4 separate regions of the Homo sapiens genome follow, and regions 1, 2 and 3 are each linked to region 4. A link is a loop called in an ENCODE intact Hi-C map of the cell type or tissue named here. Cell type or tissue: dorsolateral prefrontal cortex. All regions are shown on one strand. Region 1 overlaps ATP2B3 (ATPase plasma membrane Ca2+ transporting 3). Region 2 overlaps ATP2B3 (ATPase plasma membrane Ca2+ transporting 3). Region 3 has its middle 11 kb from the start of CCNQ. Region 4 overlaps HCFC1 (host cell factor C1).

The links. Hi-C counts contacts between places; a loop is a spot of excess contacts. Peaks named below come from ENCODE experiments on the same cell type or tissue, not always from the same donor. Only the 100,000 strongest peaks of a DNase experiment are listed, where the experiment ranks them.
Region 1: a loop joins it to region 4, with 2.7 times the contacts of the local background. A loop is called at or near these places in 18 of 110 quality-filtered maps.
Region 2: it touches region 4 in a loop (2.9-fold over the local background); 12 of 110 quality-filtered maps call a loop at or near these places.
Region 3: it touches region 4 in a loop (2.6-fold over the local background); 4 of 110 quality-filtered maps call a loop at or near these places.

What each region holds. Positions count from the first base shown.
Region 1 is chrX:153,537,466-153,542,465 of GRCh38, forward strand. ATP2B3 (ATPase plasma membrane Ca2+ transporting 3) reads left to right here. Exons shown (of 22, transcript NM_001001344.3): 4 at 3,894-4,091; 5 at 4,204-4,461; 6 at 4,858-4,983. Among named protein-coding and RNA genes, the nearest start is that of ATP2B3, 22 kb to the left of the region's middle. In dorsolateral prefrontal cortex, a CTCF peak has its summit at 2,195 (motif pointing right); DNase peaks (open chromatin) are centred at 1,196 and 2,196; H3K27ac peaks cover 685 bases; H3K27me3 peaks cover 4,082 bases.
Region 2 is chrX:153,552,938-153,557,937 of GRCh38, forward strand. ATP2B3 (ATPase plasma membrane Ca2+ transporting 3) reads left to right here. Exons shown (of 22, transcript NM_001001344.3): 13 at 98-332; 14 at 3,112-3,291; 15 at 3,394-3,481; 16 at 3,980-4,086. Among named protein-coding and RNA genes, the nearest start is that of ATP2B3, 38 kb to the left of the region's middle. In dorsolateral prefrontal cortex, CTCF peaks have their summits at 2,008 (motif pointing right) and 2,207; DNase peaks (open chromatin) are centred at 2,044, 3,135 and 4,884; H3K27ac peaks cover 3,519 bases; H3K27me3 peaks cover 4,446 bases.
Region 3 is chrX:153,607,226-153,612,225 of GRCh38, forward strand. It overlaps the pseudogene MRFAP1P1. Among named protein-coding and RNA genes, the nearest start is that of CCNQ, 11 kb to the left of the region's middle. RefSeq lists a silencer at 2,754-2,863. In dorsolateral prefrontal cortex, CTCF peaks have their summits at 2,790 (motif pointing right) and 2,998; DNase peaks (open chromatin) are centred at 2,816, 3,376 and 3,703; H3K4me3 peaks cover 1,419 bases; H3K27ac peaks cover 2,162 bases; H3K27me3 peaks cover 3,857 bases.
Region 4 is chrX:153,951,131-153,956,130 of GRCh38, forward strand. HCFC1 (host cell factor C1) reads right to left here. Exons shown (of 26, transcript NM_005334.3): 17 at 2,936-4,412; 18 at 2,477-2,640; 19 at 1,384-1,828; 20 at 711-1,028; 21 at 459-577; 22 at 220-357. Among named protein-coding and RNA genes, the nearest start is that of RENBP, 9.0 kb to the left of the region's middle. RefSeq lists an enhancer at 2,323-2,562. In dorsolateral prefrontal cortex, CTCF peaks have their summits at 2,405 (motif pointing left) and 2,638; a DNase peak (open chromatin) is centred at 2,401; H3K27ac peaks cover 1,682 bases; H3K27me3 peaks cover 3,036 bases.

The sequences.
Region 1 (5,000 bases), 410 kb before region 4:
TTCTCTTGTGGCTCCGGCCTCGGCCCCGTCTGTCTGCAGGTGGCACTCAGGCTGCAGGGAGGAGTGAAGATGGAGGAGGGGGGCTGCGGGCCAGGTCAGGAACTCCAGGGTCTGCCTGGGTCTCCCTAGCTTTGTGCCCTGGAGCTGATGCGCCCGTGACACCCGGCCTCGCCGCCGCACACGCCCTCACGGTGCAGCTGCTGCTGGGGCTGATGCCTTGGCTCTGCTCCCGAGCATCTCTTGCCTTCCCTCCTCCTTGCCCAGCCCCCGAGGAGGCTGTGGAGGGCCATTTATCCACAAGAGCTCTGGCCTCTCCCAGATCAAAGGAAGCAGATGGGCCTCAGCTGTCTGCTCTTCCCCTGTCTGCCAGGCCTTGTTAAATATTTAAAATGTCAAGGCCCCTGGGAACCTGCCCGATTCTGCCATGGAGCTCAGGAGCTCTTGCGTGCCTGTGGAGGCAGGGGCACGGAGAAGGGCAGGTGCACAGGTGGGTGGCTTGGCCTCTGACGGGCTTCCAAGCACCTGGGTCCCCAAGGCCACAGTGCAGGGAGCCGGCCAGGCCTGGATCTGCTGCCCACAGAATGAGCAGCAGAGGACCGGCCCCTCCCCTCTTCAACCCTCAAGGTCCTCGGGCTGGAGCTGTCGGGCTTGAGCTGTCTGGGTGCCAGGAGCGGGTGACTCGCTCCCCGCATCCCCTAGCCCGGCCGTGCACCCGGACCCTGGTGCTCAGACCTGCCTGCCCCTCAGTCCTCCTCAGACACAAGGGCCTGAGCCACGGGGGCAGCTGGCTTTGTTGTGCCCCAAGCCCCATGCCAATCCCCTGACAAGGTGGGCAGACGTGGGGCTGCCCAGGAGGCAGGCACTCCCCCGTGGGGCAGGTGCTTTATGGCGCATAGTGCATTGCGGGAAGGGGACTTTATCTTCTGGCGGTACACTCATCAATCCACTGCCCTCCCTGTCTTGGGAGCACTCCAAGAGGATTCCAGAACCCATCCTGGAAACCGCGCTGCTGTTGTCAGGAAACCTGGGTCTCAGGCTGAACTCAGAGGTGGGTTCGCCCGGGAACCTGGCCCCGCCCAGTGCCCCTCTGGGCTCCACAGGCAGTTCTGGAAAGGAGGGGGCGGATTCGCTGGGAGCCGACACGAGATGCTCCTAATCCAATTCTGATGGCATCTGGCCTCTGCTCCGGGCAGGCCGCCCATCTGTGTCCATGCCAACCGGCCAGCCCCTGCCCCCATGCCCTGGACCTGGACTGCCCTCGGGCCTGCTGGGGAAGCATGTGCTCAGAGCCAGAGGGGCCGCAGCTGTGTTCCTCCTCCCCGTCAATGGGTGCTGCAGTGGGGCAGCCGTCGGGACCCCGAGCCCACAGGAAGGCTAAGGAGAAACGAGCAAGGCTACAGCTGCAAGGGCAGGTCAAGGCCAAGGGAGAGGCTGGCGAGGGCGAGGGAGCTCCTGGGGAATGGGCCAGGGGTCCCGGCTGCTCTCAGGGACAAACTGGGCATGTGAGGAGGGGCAGGCAGGAGAGAGACTCGCATGGAGGCTCCAGGCTAAGGGCAGTGGAGACCCCAGGTGTCTGGGGAGCCCTCCCCTGCTCCTCTCCCTCCGCAGAAGCCCCACGGTTAGCACGTGCTTCTTCTTAAGTCACTTGGGGGGTCTTGTACTCCCTAGTACTGTCCCCACCTGGCTTAGCTCCTGTAATTCCAGGAGACAGTCCCAGTCCAGAGCGAGGTGCACACCCCTCAGTTGGGTCCCTGGTCCCCAGCCCCCTCCCCACCACCCAGGAGCTGAGGTCGTGCGTTAACCCCAGGCTCCCGATTGGGGCAGGCTCGGGCCTCAGCAAGAGGCCTTTGGCTCCTGAAGAAACCTGAGCCAGGGGCAGAGAGGCACGGACAGCTGCGGCTCTTCTGGGTGGGGAGGACGCCATGTGGCCGTCGCCTAGCTGGGGTGAATGAGCCACGGTTGTGCGGGCGGCAGCTTCTGTTCCACTGCGGCCAGGGCTACCCCTGCCCCTCCTCAGAAGCCCCAAGGTTAGCATGCGCCTGTTCTCCAGTCATCTGGAGGGTCTTGTGTGCCTTCCCAGACCCACTGTGAGTGCCCCATGGGCTGGGGCTGGGCTCTCTGGTCATCCCGTCCCTGCAGCAGATGGCAGGCGTGAGCCCAGCTGCCCAGGGCTGGGAGCTGCAAGCTGCTGTCTGTCCACCAGGTGTCAGTGTGGGTCTGGTCACGGCCGCGACAGCACTGGGCGCCGGGTGAGCGCCCGGGAGGGCTCCTCGGGATCAGCCGGGGCTGAGAATCCTGGGGCCAAGGGTGGGGCCAGAGGAGGGTGTCATCCCACATGCCTGCCCCGGTAGAAGGTGGCTGAGTGGGTGTCCAGGCCCGGATGCCAGTCACGCACGTAAGCTTCCAGTACCTTCAGGCCAAGGAAGACTGAGAAGTAAGCGTCCTCAAGGATGACAAGTGACAGAATTGGATAGGGACAGGTGGCTCTGATTGTGAAGGCAAAGCCAATTTGGGGGCTTCTGAGTGGCTTTGGGTGTCATTCAAGTCGCCATGTAGACAAGCTGTGAGCCCTGGCTGAGGGATCAAAGTTGGTGCTGGAGTTGCATTAGAACCAAGGCTGCTGGGTCCTGAGGGCCCTGTGCTCACCGGGTCCTGTCGGGCAGCGTAGGTTCTGTCCTGACCTGGGCCACAGGCCAGAGCTCTGACTCATGGTTACAGGGCCCTCTCCACCTCCGGCCTCAGTGGCCTTGTCTGCACCCTGCAGAGAGCAGCTGATGAGCAGCCCAGGGTGGGCAGTGTCTCCCCGACCCCTGCGAGGCCATGCAGCCCAGAAAAGGCTTGAAGACTTCCCAGTCCCCTCCCTCAGCACCGTGACTCCGGTTTGGCTTCTCCCCGCCTGTTCCCCACCAGGAACCCACTCCCATTCCCGTGCCTCTCTCTCTCCTCGCGTGACACCGTTCTTCTTCTTTGGGTCTCTGGACCCAAGAACTTGCATCTCCCATTAGCTCTCATGCTCCCTCCCCACTGCTTCTTCCCCGAGAAACTTCTGGAAAGTAAGCCTCCGCTCCCTGTTGCCAGCAGCCACAGGCACCCTGGAGACTGCTGATTCCTCGGCACTGGCCGTGCTCATGCCCCAATCCCTCGGGCCCTGCCCACCCTCTTTGCAGGCTGTCCCTGCCCCCACAGGTTGGGCTGTGTGACACTGCCAGTCTTTGGGACCGGCTGGCCCCATCTTACAGAGCTGGGGAGGGGGGTGTTGGTGACAAGCCTGCTCAGGGAATTCATAGGCTGGGAGCTAGAGAGGTGTTTCCTGACAGGCACAGAGCCCTGGCCTAGTCTTTGGCATCTGGTGCCATCCCAGCCTCCCCTGATTGGTGGCCCTCCCCATGTCTCCACTAAAGTCCCCTGGACACTCGCTCTCCTCCCCAGGGGACCATTGGCTATACTCTTCTGTCCTGTCTCCTAGCAACCCTTGTTGACCTGGACATACCCTGCTGGGTCCCCTCTGTGCCCCCTTGTTGGGTCCTGTCCCCTGCCTTCCAGTGCCCCCTCAGCGGTAGTGTGGAGGTGGCCAGGAAAGCACAGGGACCTGGGACCCGCTGGAGTCCAGGAGCCTCCTGGCCTGTTTTGTCATCTGTGTGTCAGGAGGAGGATGGCTAGGGACTCCCCATGACAGCAGCCAGAGAGCCGCATGCTCACTCCCACGTGCACACCCCCAGCAGTCTGCAGAAAGGCTCCTGTCTAGAGGGAGAGCCAGGCGCTGGCCAGACGGCCCCAGAGGGCTGCTGCCACCCCAGGAGCAGTCAGTCAGGGCCACATAGGAGGCCTGGGACACACAAGGCCGACCCGTCCCATCCCATCCTCCCCTTCTGTGCTTCCGGGGCACCATGCAGGCCTGGCGGACAACACCAATGACCTGGAGAAGCGCAGGCAGATCTACGGGCAGAACTTCATCCCCCCAAAGCAACCCAAGACCTTCCTGCAGCTGGTGTGGGAGGCCCTGCAGGACGTGACCCTCATCATCCTGGAGGTGGCTGCCATCGTCTCTCTGGGCCTCTCGTTCTATGCGCCGCCAGGAGAGGAGAGTGAAGGTAAGGCCCGGGGGCCTGGGCTGGAAGGAGGAAGAGGAATGGGGCTTGAGATGAGGGACGGTCACAGGATGGTGATGTCTCCTCCACTGCTTCCCTTCTGTCCTCCGCACAGCCTGTGGGAATGTGTCGGGAGGCGCAGAAGATGAGGGCGAGGCCGAAGCTGGCTGGATCGAGGGGGCTGCCATCCTGCTGTCCGTCATCTGTGTGGTGCTGGTCACGGCCTTCAATGACTGGAGCAAGGAGAAGCAGTTCCGAGGCCTGCAGAGCCGAATTGAGCAGGAGCAGAAGTTCACGGTCATCCGGAACGGGCAGCTCCTCCAGGTCCCCGTGGCTGCGCTGGTGGTGGGGGACATTGCCCAGGTCAAGTACGGTGAGTGCCCTGGTCTTCACCCACCCTGTCAAGGAAGCTCGGCTCCTGCTTCTGGGGAGGGTGAGCCAGAGGAGACCCCCAGCACAGGTTCTCCCCGGTGGCCTGCGTGTCGTCACCTGCCTTAGGAGGCGGGAGGTGGCGGGGGTGGGGGAGGTGGGGGAACACGGGGCAGGGCAGAGTGGTTTCAGACACAGCAGGCCCCCGAAGAATCAACTGTCCCCACAGCCTCCACGGCGGGCTTTCCCCCCTACAAAGGATGCAAATGTCCTCGTTCCCCAGAAGGAGGAGGGCTCCTGAGTCCCTTTCCCAGGCGGCCCATGGCACCTGACGGGACCTCCCCTGGGGCAGCCGGGAGGAGGCGGTGGGGAGAAAGGCCTCTGCTTCCCGGTGCTCTAGGCGACCTGCTGCCAGCCGACGGCGTGCTCATCCAGGCCAATGACCTCAAGATCGACGAGAGCTCCCTGACGGGCGAGTCTGACCACGTGCGCAAGTCAGCTGACAAAGATCCCATGCTGCTCTCAGGTGAGGGCCACCCTCCG
Region 2 (5,000 bases), 400 kb before region 4:
CCCAGTCCTTGACTAAGCCCCCAATCCAGTGTGACCAGCGCTGTTCCTTGTTGTTCTCTCCCCACCTCCACCTCATCTCTGCCCACCCCCTGCCTAGGTGCACCAACATCTTGAACAGCAATGGCGAACTCCGGGGCTTTCGGCCTCGGGACCGGGACGACATGGTGAGGAAGATCATCGAGCCGATGGCTTGCGATGGCCTCCGCACCATCTGCATCGCCTACCGGGACTTCTCTGCAGGCCAGGAGCCCGACTGGGACAACGAGAATGAGGTCGTGGGTGACCTCACCTGCATAGCTGTCGTGGGCATTGAGGACCCTGTGCGGCCCGAGGTAGCCACCACCTTCTCTGTGAGCTGCCCTGGTAACTGTGCCCTCTGCCCGAGCTTGTCCGGACTGGTAGGGGCGGCCTTCCTTCACACACAGCTGCTGCGGTCCCTCCGTAGTACACTTGAGCCCCGTCCTGGGTGCTCTCACCCTGACACCCGCACAAAGGCTCTGTCCTGCCTGCTGGAAAGCCCTTCCCGCTTGACCTATGGGCCCAGCTCAGGCTCCACCTTCTACCAGGTGAGAAGGTGGCAGTGGCGGAGAGACCGTCGACATTTGGGATCTGATCCACCCAGGACCGATGGACTGGAGGTGGTGCTGAAGCCTGAGGGGACACAGGTTTGGGGCACAGGGTGGGCGTTTATTGGTTGAGGGTTTGGCTGGGGCTACTCTACGGTCAGGACGTCCTGTGGCGAGCTCACAGCAAAGGTCCTGGCGGGAAAGGGAGCCCAGAAGCATATCCCCATATGGACGATGCCACCAGGGGAGTCCAGATGAGGGGACCTCGAGGGCCGCGTGGCAGATGCCATGGCCTTGACACTGGGAAGTCACTTTGTTGTTGAAAGATCCCAGACCCTGGAGAGTGTGGAGGATGGCCGGCCCCGGAGGGAGAATGCAAGGCATGGGGTGCCCCTCTGTCTCCCCAGGGCCTCTGCATGGCACCCACCTGTGTCACAAGCAGGGCCACTGTGACCCTGACAACTTGTCTTTGTAGGAGCCACCCTGGGGGTGCAGGTGCAACCTGGGAGGAGAAGCTTCTGGGCTCTCCTTCGGGAGACAGGCATTCATGTATTGGATCATGTAGCAAAAACACTCAATTCAAAGACAGTGCGTCTAAACGCCAGCCATGGCTCATGTCAACAGAGCAGCCCCGTGCCCCGAGGAGAACATGGTCACTGCGCCCAGAGAGGGAGCACCTCGAGCTTGCCCTGGGAGAAAATGGGTGGTAGCGGAGGACAGGGGACAGAAGTCCAGCGAGGGAAATGGGCCCCGCAAAGGCGGGCAGCGGCATGAGTCCCGGGCCCCACTGAGCCTGGGAGAGCAGAAGGAGAGGGTGCTGGTGAGGCGAAGCAAGGCCACACTTGGGGACAGGAGCCATCGAGTCCCTCTGTTGGACCAGGGAGCAACTGAAGCACAGAGCAGAGGAAGGAATCTTGCCAGAGGGGCCTGGGGAATAGGGACAGCTCCTTTCCAGCTTAAGAGTGGCTGAGAGAGAGTCCAAGGGGTAGACCACAGTGACAGGGCCAGGCTGCGGAGGCTGGGCAGACCCCCACAAAGACTGGCCAGCCTGGTGGTGGCTGAGGAGGACGCACAGAAGGCCCAGCGAAGTCCTGGGTGCCGGCAACAGGCAGTAGGACACAAGGGCCTCACTGAAACCGCCAGGGTGCTTGGAGATGCGGCACGGCTGCAGCCAGAGGAGGGCCCGTGAGGCTGGGCCCTGGGGAGCCATAGGAAGCCTGTGGCTGGGGTGGTATTGATGCTGGAGCTGGGCCGGCCGGGGGCACTGGCAACTTCTCCAGACACCTGGCTGGCTGCTGTGCTGTGGGGCCTTGGGGAGAAGGCAGGGAGCAGGGCTGAGCAGGCGAGGAAGGACAGCCTGGCCTGGCCCTTTGGGGCCATGGGGAAGGAACTGGGCTACACACACTGGGCCTGAGGAGGGAGGAGGCCTGGGTTCGCAGCTGCTGGTTTTCAGGCTCGTCACGGCCACTTGGTGGCAGCAGAGGGGTGGCTTCCAGACTTTTCAGGGACAGGCATTCGCTGGCTCAAAGGAGAATTGTCTTCTTGTGGCTCGTGATCTTGTTATCCAGCACCCCAAGATCCTCAGAGAGTACGAAGTGTCCCCGAGGCTGGCAGTGAGGCCACTTAGTGGTATATGCTGCAGGAACCATTGGATCACCCTGTCACAGCTTAGAGTGGGGCCCCCAGCTGTCTCCCTGGCAAAGATCACAGCCCCCCTGCCCATGGCCTCAGGGGGCGCCAGGATTCAGGGACTCCCAGGTCAATGTCCTCCCCTGGTGTCTCCCGGCTGCCCTACCCCTGGCTCCCACTCCTGCGTGTCTACTCCCCACCGCCGCAGGCTCCCCAGGCCTGGCGGCTCGGCCACACCTAGGCTTCTACACTTACCCGACGGTGCTCACAAGCCCCACTGCCTAGGCTTGACCTCCTCATTCAGGTTCCCAAACTCTGAACCTGGCTCCTCTTCTCCTCTCCCCCTGCCCGTCTACCTCAGTGGCATCAGCTGCCTGACCCTGTCTCTCTGTCCCCGAGCCTGAAGAGCCACATACCTCTTCATTTGGGAACTGTCTTCCCTGTCCCCCCACCACTGGGACAATGCCACCACCTCCCGGCCAGTCTCCTGGCTTCCCGCTCTCAACCCCTTGCAGGCTGTTCGCTTTCCACTCAGCACTGGGGAACCTCTTTCTCTTTCTCCAGAATCTAATGTGATGCAGGTGGTCCCCAACTTTTAACAATTTTGTAACTTGGTGCAAAGGTGATGCACATTCAGCAGAAACTTTACTTCGAGTCCCATGCTTTTCCCTTTCAGTGCAGGATTCAATGAGTTACATGAGATAATCAGCACTGTATTCCACAATAGGCTTTGTGTTCAATGCTTTTGCCCAACTGTAGGCTAACACAAGTGTTCTGAGCACGTGAATCGGATGGCTTTACTCTCACCTCTGCTGGACCTTGGGCCACCTGCAGATCTGATGGAGGAAGGGGTACTGCCTCAACCCAAAATACGTCTTGCCTCGATGGCCCCGCCCACCTCTCTTGTCTCTTCTAGGTCCCTGAAGCTATCCGAAAATGCCAGCGTGCTGGCATCACAGTCCGCATGGTGACTGGGGACAACATCAACACGGCCCGGGCCATCGCAGCCAAATGCGGCATCATCCAGCCCGGGGAGGACTTCCTGTGCCTAGAAGGGAAGGAGTTCAACCGGCGGATCCGCAATGAGAAAGGCGAGGTAGCACCCGGCTGTCTGCCACCCCAGACCCCCCTTCTCCTCACCCCAGCCCCCTGCGTGCCCGCCTTAGCTCTGCAGCGTCCTTGTGCTTCCCCTCCCCAGATAGAACAGGAGCGGCTGGACAAGGTGTGGCCCAAGCTGAGGGTGCTGGCCCGGTCGTCTCCCACCGACAAGCACACACTGGTCAAAGGTAGCCGAGCCCCCACACCCCTTTCCTGGGGTGGCCAGCCCGAGGTTGTCTGCTTCCTGACACCAAAAGCCAGGTTCCCAAACAGGTCCCCAGGGCCTGCCTAGGAAGCTGGGTCCATTTGTCCCATTAGCCCAGAGCAGCAGGGCAGGGGCCCATGAGGGAACCAGGGTTCGGGGAGGGCTAGTGACTCACTCCAAGTCACACAGTGAGTCTCTAGAAGCAGTGGGTCTAGAGCCAGGGACCCAGGATTGTGTCCCCAGGCCCTAACCAGATCCCTATCCTCCCACCCTGGCCCTGTCACTCAGTGAGATTTGCTTACTTATTTGGGGATAGGAGATGATCCAGGTGACGGGGAGCACAGATAATTGGGACAGTCAGGACGGGGTAATCCCAAAGGGTTTTCACAGCCAACCTACCCCCATAGCTCCCTGGGCAGGGCTACACAGGGTTGTGGTGACAGATGGCCCCAGCCCTGCCCTGCCCTGATCTGTCTTCCAGGGATTATCGACAGCACCACTGGTGAGCAGCGGCAGGTGGTGGCTGTGACAGGGGATGGCACCAACGATGGGCCGGCCCTCAAGAAGGCGGACGTGGGCTTCGCCATGGTAAGCCACCTGGTGCCCGCCCAGCTCACCACGGCAGATGGGGCCTGCATCTGTCCCATGGACATTAGCTTTGTACCAGGAAGTGGGAGCCAGTGTCGGGGCAGGTTACAGAGTGCCTGAAGGTTCTTTCTTTCACATCCTGGCCACTTGGGCCTGCGTGGGCTCTGCCAGTCGGGGGACATGTGGTTAAAGGCATCTGCTGTGATGCCCAAGGTGACAGTGGGCCCCAGACATACTGTGGAGAGGAAGGGGAATGGGGGGTGGGGGCTCATCACTGATGGCATTGCCCACCCCCGTCCTCTCTAAATGGACTCTCAGCCCCAGATGAGGTGAGCAGAGTCCCCAGATGTGCTCTTCCTCTGCACTTCCTTCCTGTTGCTCACCCACTGAGCAGGGTAGCCCTGCAGACGCCACCCACATGGCTGGTTGCGGCCCCTCAGTGGCCCCACAGCCACTGAACGCAGCAACCTGGTGAGCCCCTCTCCCTGCCCTACCGAAAAGGAGTGTCACCCAGGGAACCCAGCCCAGTCCTTCCCAGCACCCGTAGCCCAGAAGGGAGCTCCAGCCCAAGCTTCGAGAGGTGGCAGCTCTCACGGGGCCAGGCTTGGGGCAGAGGAGAGGACTGCGCAGCTTGGCACAGCTGCAGCTGCGCCTCCATGGGACAGGGACTCCTCTGCAAGGAGCCGCCCCGCCCAGGGTGTCCCCATGCAGGACTTCCCAGGGCTCCTTAGCCAGCAAGCCTCTCTGGAGTGCTAAGAACAGACCACGCTGCTTGGTGGCCACGTGGTGGCAGCTGGGCTTTATGTGTAAAGCTGTGTTGATGCCATGTCATCAGCACCCTCTGTGTTTATGAGCAAAGCCCCCCCCCCCACCGTGACATGTGACAACTTACTGTTTGTAGTACAAGAATGTGT
Region 3 (5,000 bases), 340 kb before region 4:
TGTGATCTGATAGCTCCCTGGAACTTTGGATCTGTGTGTGACACATGAGCCTCATTGTTGGAGTTCTCCAGCTCTGGAGGGGCTGAAGGAGCCGCAATGATTCTAGAAGATGACTCCATACAGCAACTACTGAAGAAAGGACCAGACTTCAGCTGGGAATGTGGATGGGCCGACCTGGCTGGGACCCATGAATCTGGAGAAGAGCTGGAGAATGGAGAGTATTATCTGTATTTGAGGACTTTAATTTCTGTGTAAGACCAAAGGAGGAGAGACACATTTTGTTCAAAATTTAAATTTTATGTGGTACACTATCTGATATAACCTGTCTAGTGAGTTTGTTTGGACAACCTAATTCAGCTTTATCTGACATGGAACCTGAACTAGAGGATGAGATCTTGATATTCTGTACAAGTTGATGTAATACCCTGATGCATTTCGGGGACTCGGCATAAAATGAAAGAGATTTGCAAAGACTCTTGAGGGGCTGGGGGATGAGAGTGTGGAACTGTACATTGGACCCTAAACTGGAGTGGAAGAGGCATCTTCAATGTTCATACATTGTCCAGCTATAAGTTCATTTAAGTAGCAGACCTGATAAATATTTGAGGTCAAAACCCTACCATGTTTTTTTTAAAACTTACCATGTTAATCAAAGTATTCATTTGCTTGAAAAGAAAAAAAAGTTGGGTAAAGAATCTAAATGGACATTTCTCAAAAGACTATATACAATGTGCCATGAGGACATGAAAAAATGGTCAACATCACTAGTCATTAGTGATGCAGATCACTAGAAAATGCAAATCAAAACTAGAATGAGGCTGGGCACAGTGGCTCATGCCTGTAATCCGAGCACTTTGGGAGGCTGAGGCAGGTGGATCACCTTAGGTCAGGAGTTCAACACCAGCCTGGCCAACATGGTGAAACCCCGTGTCTCCCAAAAATACAAAAATTAGCCGGACGTGGTGGTGGGTGCCTGTAATCCTAGCTATTCAGGAGGCTGAAGCAGGAGAATCACTTGAACCCGGGAGGCAGAGGTTGCAGTGAGCTGAGATTGTGCCACTGCACTCCAGCCTGGGCGACAGAGTGAGGCTCTGTCTCAAAAAAGAAAAAAAAAAACTTGAATAAGATAAAATTCACACGTGTTAGGATGACTATAATAAAATTAAAATGGAAAATAACAAGTGTCTGTTTGGAGAGGATGTGGAGAAATCAGAACCCTCATACATTGCTAGTAAGATGTTCAATGGTTATAGCCATTTGGGAAAACAGTCTGGCAGTTCCTCCAAAGGTTAAACATAGAGTAACCATGTGACCTAGCAATTTCACTCCTAGCTATACAGCCAAGAGAACTGAAAGCATATGCCCACACCAGATCATGTGCACGAATGTTCATAGCAGATTTATTCATAATAGCCAAAAAGCAGAAACAACTCAAATGTCCATCAATAGATGAATAAACAAAATGTGGCATATCCAGGCAACGGAACATTATTCAGCCCCCAAAAGCAATGAAACACTGGTCCATGCTGCAGTGTTGGTGAACCTTGGAAACATTATGCCAAGCCAAAGAAGCCAGATACAAAAGGCCACAAAATTATATGAGTCCATTTCTATGACAGATTGGAACAGGCAAATCCATAGAAAGGAAGACGAATGGTTGCCAGGACTTAGGGGGAGAGGAGAATGAGGAGTTAGTGCTTAGTTGATACAGGGTTCCTGGTGGGGATGATGAAAACGTTCTGGAATGAGATCGTGGTGATGGTGACATAACTCTATGAATATTTTTTAAAGTATTGCATTGTACACTTTAAAATTTTTTTTGTAAAGGCAGTTTGCCAGGTCTCGAACTCCTGGACTCAAGTGACCCACCCATCATGGCCTCTCAAAGTGCTGGGATTACAGGCATGAGGCACCATGCCTGGCATGTATACTTTAAATGGGGAAACTGGGTGAAGGGTACATGGGACCTCCCTGCACTGTCTTTAGAACTTCCTGTGAATCTATCACAACTCAAAATAAAGACAAACCAACAAAAGAAGGTGTCAGGTGGACTGGGCTCATTCAGGTGTTGGCAGAATTCAGTTCCTTGGAGCTATAGGCCCTAGTTTCACCTTCCCGCCATCAATGATGCCAAGAGCTCTTCCCATCATCTCTGCATCTTTCTGACTTCGGCTTCTGGCCTTGGCCAGTGAAGCTCTGCTTGTATGAGCTCCTCTCCCTATGTTAAGGTCAACTGATGAGTAGCCCAAATCACATCGGCAAAGTCCCTTTGGCCATGTAATGTAACATACTCACGGGCGTGACACGGGGATGAAGGTCATGGGGGCCGAAATTCTGCCTACCAGAAGTGGATTATTTCAAAGCTATTTGGGATGGAGAATCCCCAGGATCAGTGAGGAGGTGGATGTTGGGGAGGAGGAAGAGGAGATATCAAGGAGCTCTCCCAAGTCTGGGCCAACCAGGTGGGTGAAGGTGCCAGTCTCCGAGATGAGGAACGGGTGTGGGAAGCAGAAGCGCTCCATTGTGACATGTGGAGTTTGAGGGGCCTATGTCTTCCTGGGGGTTGTCCCCTAAGGGAAAGGTCTGGACAGGCATAAGAGGGACTGAGGTCACCCAGGACGAGGGTGGCGGGTGAAAAGGAGCTGCCGGGGCAGCGGGCCGCCGCGAGCCCCTCCTGGGATCTTCCGCCCCAAGCCCAGCCTGCGATTCCCTCCCTGGACCCCTTCTCCTTCCTCTCCGAAGCCCTCCCTGGAAGGAGCCCCGCATGCTGACCGCAGCTGCCGCTAGGGGGCAGAGCCGTCTACACCAAAAGCCACACCGCTCCAGCGTGCGCGTGCGGGGAGGTGCGCGAGCGCGTGTGCACGCACGGCGGGGGCTCGCTTGACGCTGAGTCCGGCGAACTAAGCTCGCCACCCCCACCCCATCCCCCTGCTGCTGGGAGCCCCAGGCAGTCCCCGGCCAAGGCGCTCCAAAAGGTCCCCTCTGTTGAGGACTGGGAAGCAGACCCCGCCCCAGTGCCCCCCAAAGCGCCCGCCCTCCCCTGGTGTGGCTGGAGAGGGGTCTGATCCGGCGGGGCTGAGCTCGGAGCTGGGTCTCCTCCGGGCCCGGGGTTGCGGCGGGGGGCGGTCACTCCCCCTCCCTGCCTCAGCCCCGCACCCTCCACGCCGTGTCTCCAGCATCGAAATTCACAGCAAAATACACAACTAGTGAAGAACTGGGCTCGGGTCCCAGAAATAGGCTGCCCTTTCCAGAGGGTGACGGGAATATCCTCCCTGCTTCCCGTTGCCATGGTTTCCGCTCAGCCACCAGGCAGCCTGTTGCGCGGCAGCCATTTGCCGCGACGGGATGCTGCTGCCGCTGGTGTGCAGCAGGCCGCCACGCGAGGAAGGGGACAGACTGCCCTGGAGACCCGCCCACCACGGAGAAAAGGCCACGGATCTAAAGACACCGGAGGGCGGCTACGCGGGCCAGATGGACAAATGCTAGAGTCAGCACCTGTCTGTGGGGGCGCCCTTGGCCTGGGCGCTGGACCTAGGCCATCAGGACTGGAGAGCCTTCTTCTCTTCTGGCCAGAGAAAGAGCAAAGGGTGGCTTCCTGACAGGTCCGGAGCTGGCACAGCACAACAGAGCCTAGAAAATCACTAGCAGGGCTGAGCTCGGGGTTCCACCGCTGCAGCCTTCCTGTTGGACCCAGTCTGCTCAAGGACTCCCTCACAGCCCAGTGCTTTCTGTTCACCCCGGGGCGCTCCCAGCCCAGCCTCCTAGCCTCAGTGAGTGGGAAATGTCTGTACTGCCCACTTGTCCTCAAACGCATGTCCTTGCTCGGCTGCTCCCTGCTCTGCCCCATCTGGAGGGGACAGGGTGAGGAGGCGCCCTGGAGGCCTGGCCCCAGCTTGGGCAACACAGCCTAGCGGGGTGATCACACCTGGGTCTGCAGCCCCTCCAGCACTTCCTGGGGCTGTGCCGGCCATTCCAGACCATTCCTGTTGGTGGAACTCATGACAGGGCTTGTTTACGCCAGTCACTGTGTTCTGACACCTCCCCCACCCCGATCATTAACTTTTCTGGTCCTTTTCAGTTATTAAAATTCAGCCCAGACTCACATCCCATGGGCCTCCCCTCCCCATCCTTGGGGCTGGAATGGACTGGAATGGAGAGGAGGTGACCTGACCTCCCTTCCCTCCCTTCCCACCCCCCACCCCCCCGGGCCGGGGCAGGCAGAACTTGTGCCAGGGTGAGGGGGTGAGAGGGGCCCCATCTTTGCCTGGGCTTTTTGATGCCTGCCAATGGGGTCGCCCTTTTCTGAGGGCAGGCTCAGCCCCTTCCTTGCTGAGGCTAAAGACCCTCTGGGATTGGGAAGCGCTGTCCTCTCTGGGCCCCACCAGCGTCTACCGGACCCCCTCAGACCTCTGGCCCCCACACCTTGTGCCCCCAGGGCAGAAGGCAGCTGGGGTAAGAGTGCCTTCAGTCCTGCCAGGCTCAGCAAATGTCCTGCCTTCAGAAACCTCAGCAGGCAGACAGGCAGGTGCCTCCTCAGGAATACAGCGTGCCCCCCATCCCCAGGGGGACGTACCCAGCTCTCCCCACAGCCTCCGGGGACTGCGGGCTGTGTCCACAGCTCTGGCAGGGCCTTATTTTCTCCCAGCTTTTTGGCATTTTATGGATTAAAAACACAGCATTCCCCTAAGGGCAGCCTGCTTCCGTCCGGGCTTCTGTGGGAGTGAGTAAGGCTGGTCTCCTGAGGGAAGTGTGTGATTCTTGCCGGGGCCAGAGGCCAAGACGAGCCAGGAGGGCACTTACCCCTTTGGGGCATCTTGCCCTTGTCCTTTCTGTTTTCTCTACTCAGGCCTCTCCCCTGAGCTGAGGAAACCAAGAGAATTCTTGTCCTTTTGGATAAAGACCTTTTCCTAAGATCGTTTTCTCCTAGAAATAAGCATACTTTATTAAGATATTTTGGACTGGCCGTGCACAGTGGCTCATGCCTGTAATCCCAGCACTTT
Region 4 (5,000 bases):
GGAGGGACGTGGCGAGGCTGACTGTGGCCCGGTACTGGCGGGAAGGAACCAAAGCTCTCCTTTTCTACTGCTTCAGGGGGGATGGTCTCTGCCCACCTTCCTCAGGCTTCCTGGCTACTCAGCTTGGCCCAAAGATGGAGGAGTTTCCTGTAAGCCCCGCTCAGGGTGGTGGAGCCAAGACCCACCCACCTGAGGACATCAGCACCTGGGGACACTTACGTCTGATGGGACAGCATCATCTGGTGGCAGGAAATAGTGTGTCACCATTACATTGGTGCCCTTAATGACTCCCACATCAAACCACTGGTTTTCCTTCTTCATGGGGGCTTTGCTGGGTGGGGGCGGCAGGTCTGGCTTCTGCAAGACAGAATCGGTGCGACGAGATCAGGCCCTCAGCACCTAGAGGCAGTGCTGCCCCCCAGGCCACGGACTCAGGAGCCCCAACACACCCGACTCACCACACCCAGGGACTCGATGCCATTGGCCACTTCGGTCAGGGTAGCTGCAGCCTGCAGCTTGGCTGGGCTGGCCACCACAACCGGCTGGGGGGCCACAAATGTGTTGGATGGAGCCAGGCCTAGGAAGAAAGAAGGTGTCAGCGGGAAAGACTCGGGAAACCTGGCTCCCAAGTGAGACCGAGCCTCCCGTCCTGCCCTCACCTCCCTGGGTGCCCCCACCACCCCAGCACCAATTCGCCCTCAGTCGCTTACTCTCAGTGGCCGTTGAGGGCAGCAGCGCCACAGTGCTGGGGACCGTGCCGGCCAGCTCATTGAGGCAATTGCTCTCAATGGCTGGGTCGTTGAGACTGTCGGCAGGGGCCAGGGCCTCAGTGGGGAGGTGGTGATGCTGCTGCTGGGCCTGGGCCTCCTGCAGCTGCTGCTGCTGCACCAGGGCAGCCAGCTCCTGCTGTGTCAGCACAATGGGTATGGTGGTGGCCTGGCCCTCCTGACCCTCGGCCGACAGGTGCCCCAGCTCCGCCTGAGTCACGGTTGCTGCTGCCTCGGAGGTGTCCATGGGCTCGCCGGTGCCTGCTCCAGGGTCGAGAGAAACACTACTTACTAGGAAGGCTGGCCAGAAGCGGGCAGCCCGGGCGGAGGCCCCCAAAGCCTGTCCTAGAGACCCCGTCCACCTCCTACCGTGCTCCACTGTAGGCTAAGCCCTGGCCGAGGGGCCCTGCCTGTTTCCCAGGCGCTAACCCCAGCCAGCCTGTTCTACACGGCAGTCTCTACTACTTGGCCTGCCTGGGGTCCCCTGTGCTCGTCCTCCCCATCACATCTGGCTCATGCCACCCTCGAGGGAAATGGGCTCCTCTTCCCAGGCTGTCTCCGCGGCCTATTGCTCCCCCGAGCGGCCCGGCTTCCCCAGGGTTGCACCGGCACTCACCCATGACGGCCTGCTGCGCGGCCTGGAGCACCGCCTGGATGGCCAGGGCCTGGGCTTCCTCCGTGGCTGCGGCCTGGGCAGCTGCTTCTGCAGCAGCCGTCACTGCCAGCTCCTCGGGGGTGAGCCCCGTTACCATGAGGGTGGTGGTGCCAGCTTGGGCCTCGGCCATTAGCTCTTGGGGAAGTGATAACTGGTCTACTTCGGACTGTGTGGGTGGGGGTGGCTGGACCACCACAGTGGCCACCACCGCAGAGCCGGCAGACTCCTGGCCCGAAGATGGCTCCCCTGTGCTGCTCAGATCCACGGCGGCCGGGAGCTCAGGGGTCTGGGAGGCTGACAGGACCTCGGCGGACTCCCCCATCAGGGCTGTGGAAGCCGACTGCAGAAGCTGCCGTGGCGGCAGCTGCTGGCGAGGACCTGGCGACACCTGGAGTTCCTCTGGGGGCTGCAGGATGTCAACAGCAGAGAAGGGCATGTCAGAAGTTTCTGTGTTGGCTATGGTCACTGTTATTTTGGCCGGGATGGGGACTTCAGTAGTCAGAGCCCTTGGGGCAGTCTCAGTCATTGATGAGATCTTCTAGAAAGGGAGAGAAGCCCCTGTCAGAGGGGAGGAGAGGGGCCAGAGCCAGGCAGCAGGGCTGAGAAGCAAGCCAGCCCTCACCTTTCCTTGTGGGCCTAAGTTTTCATTCTTGATGGGCCAGCTCCAGCCCATGTTAAATAGGGAGGGGACAGTGGTTCTCTGACCAGCATGAGGAGAAAGGCCCTTGAGACCCCCGGTCAGGTTTAACCCGTCCTCAGTCACCCTGGCCTGGACAAATGGGCACTCAGACCCCCGCCATGTCTTATACAGGCTGCGGTGAAGTGACACGCGATGAGAACCAGTCCCAGAAATAAAAGCGCCCCAGAGATGCGGGGGACGGTGAGGCTCCTGCCTCCTGCCGCAGCAGGCACCGAGGCTGCCCTTTTATGGTCCGGAAAAGGGACCAGGAGCGGCCCCATGCCTGGTACAAGAGCGACATCTGGCGTCTGAGTGTGGAACTGCACGGGCGTAGGCCGGGAAGGCGGGGAAGAACACGGCCCCCTGGGCTCTTACCGGCACAGAGGGGCCCGGGACCGGTGTGGACTGCGTCACGGTGGTCACAGCCCGCGTCAGTGTGGAGGACACGGTTGTCGTGATGGCACTGGAGCTGGTGATGTTCACGCTGTCGCCCTGGGTGCTCTCCACCTCTCCCTGATCGCTGGCAGCAGGTGGGGGGTCTGTGGGGGCGACAGGCAGGCGGCTGCTCAGCAGGAGCCCCCCCGGCCTGTACTTGGCTTGACCACCACAGGCTTCCTCTACCACCAAGGGGAGGGCCAGATAAGGCAGGACAGGCTCCTGGAGACCTCTGTCTGCTTCAGGTACAGCCAGGACGCCCCAGCTCTCCCCACTGGTAAATTGGGTGCCAAGGAGCCTGACTGGTGGACTCTGGACGGACCCCCGCCATCGTTGTCTTGGCCTTTCAGCCTGGGGGGCTGGGAGACCATGAAAGCCAGGCTGGCCACCTTCACTTACCTTGGTTTGAACTCATGTTGGAAGTGACAGTGGTGGCCGTGTGAGTGGTGCCCGTCTCGTGGGTCTCACAGGGGGGGTTGGAGCACACCCTCTGTGTTGGGAAAGGAGCCAGCAGCGCGGTGCCAGCCTGGGGGGTGACGCTGGGTGCCGCCGCCACCTCTAGGCCAGACTCCACGGTCCTGTGGGAAGAAGTGGCGTCGGGAAGCAGGGCACCCACGCTGACCGACATGGTGGTGCCAGTGGAAGTGGTCTGGTGTGTCTCACAGGGGCGACCAGCAGGGGGCTGCTGCCCACCCTCGGGCTGGCCCGTGCCCCCGTTTGAAGTAGCGGTGGTGGCCGTGTGGGTGGTGCCCGTCTCGTGGGTCTCGCATGGCGGGTTGGAGCACACCCTCTGGGCGCTGCCTGCATTCGAGGTAGTGGCGGTGTTGGTGGTGCCTGTCTCGTGGGTCTCACATGGTGGGTTGGAGCAGACTTGGGTCACGGTGGCCGAGGGGCACAGCAGTGCCTCCAGGGCTGTCACAGTCACTGTGGTGCTGGGCGAGCCACCCTGGAGGCTCTCGCACACAGGTGCCATGCGGGGCTCCCCAGCACCCACGCTGGAACGGGTCATGGCAGCGGTGCTGACCGCATGGCTGTGGCGCCCCGCAGGAAGGTCCTTAATGCTTGGGCTGCTCAGCCTGACTTTGCTGCTCAGAGGGGCCAACTGCACAAAAGCAGGGCTGCGGCCCCCGGGCTCCCGTGCCATGCTCGGCCCAAGGAGTGGGCCGGCCGAGCACGGGGCCCCGGTGGCCATCACAGTCATGGTGGTGCTGGTCGCGCTGGTCTGGCGGGTTTGGCACTGGGACTTAGAGCCCTGGGCTGCCTCCAGCGCCCCAGTGGCCACACTGATCCGGATCACGGCAGGGGTGCCAGCTGCACAGGCCCGACGGGCATCTCGCTGGTGGTTGGCGCCGACGCTCGACATGGCTGTAGTGGCAGTGTTGGTGGTGCCCGTCTCGTGGGTCTCGCAGGGTGGGTTTGAGCAGCCATGCTGCCCGGCCATGTTGGAGGTGGCGGTGGTGGCGGTGTTGGTGGTGCCCGTCTCGTGGGTCTCGCAGGGCGGGTTCGAACAGACTCGGACCACGCTACCATTCTGCTGGCCCACAGTCGAGGTCACAAGAGAAGCAGCTGCCTCCTGTCTGTCACAGACGAACTGCACTTGGGTGGGCTGGGGGTGTCCCCCAAGGTTAGCCACAACAGTAGTGGTGGCCGTGTTGGTGGTGCCAGTCTCGTGGGTCTCACAGGGTGGGTTGGAGCACACCAAGGTGACAGTGCCAGGCTGCACATCACCCTGGCCTGAGTCGGCGATGGTAACTGTGGCGGTGGGCTGTTCTGTAGTCGGGGAGGCCAGAATGGACACAGGGAGGTCATGCACAGGCTGGGCCTCCACCCCACTAGGTGCCGTGATCAGAGTTACCTGGGTGGGCTGGGACACGGGCTGGGGAGACACACGAGGAGGAGAGTTAGTGCTGCAGCTGGCTGTCTGCCTGTCCCTCCCACTGTCCTGCACTGTCACCACACAGGCTGGGACCACTGACCACTTCTCAACGGCCCTGGCAGACGTAAGACCCACTCACCCCTGCCCCCAAGACACTGACTTGCTCAGAGGCCAGGGAAGAGGCACCACTTTGCCTCAAAGGCAACTGGGATGAGGAAGAGGCTGTGAGGACAGGGCAAGGGGAAGGCAGGAGGCTGGCTGAAGTCAAGTCCTTTGTCAGAGAATGGAAATCCCCCTCAATGCTCAAAGGCCAACAACAAACGTTTCACCGTTTTCCTTAATATGTATGAACAGAACACTGCACACACATGCAGACGAGCTGCGGCGTCCTGTAGAACACTGCGAGAGGAAGAACCCGGTGTTCAAACACCAGGCATGGCCAAACCATGACAGCCAAACCACGGACTATGACACAGGGACCATGTGACACCAGGGAAAATGCCCCAGGTGAGGAAAGGCCTGCCATGGCTGCACCCGGCAGCAGCGCAACACCAGGAAGGAAAGGCCTGTGGACGGACGGCGTGAGCC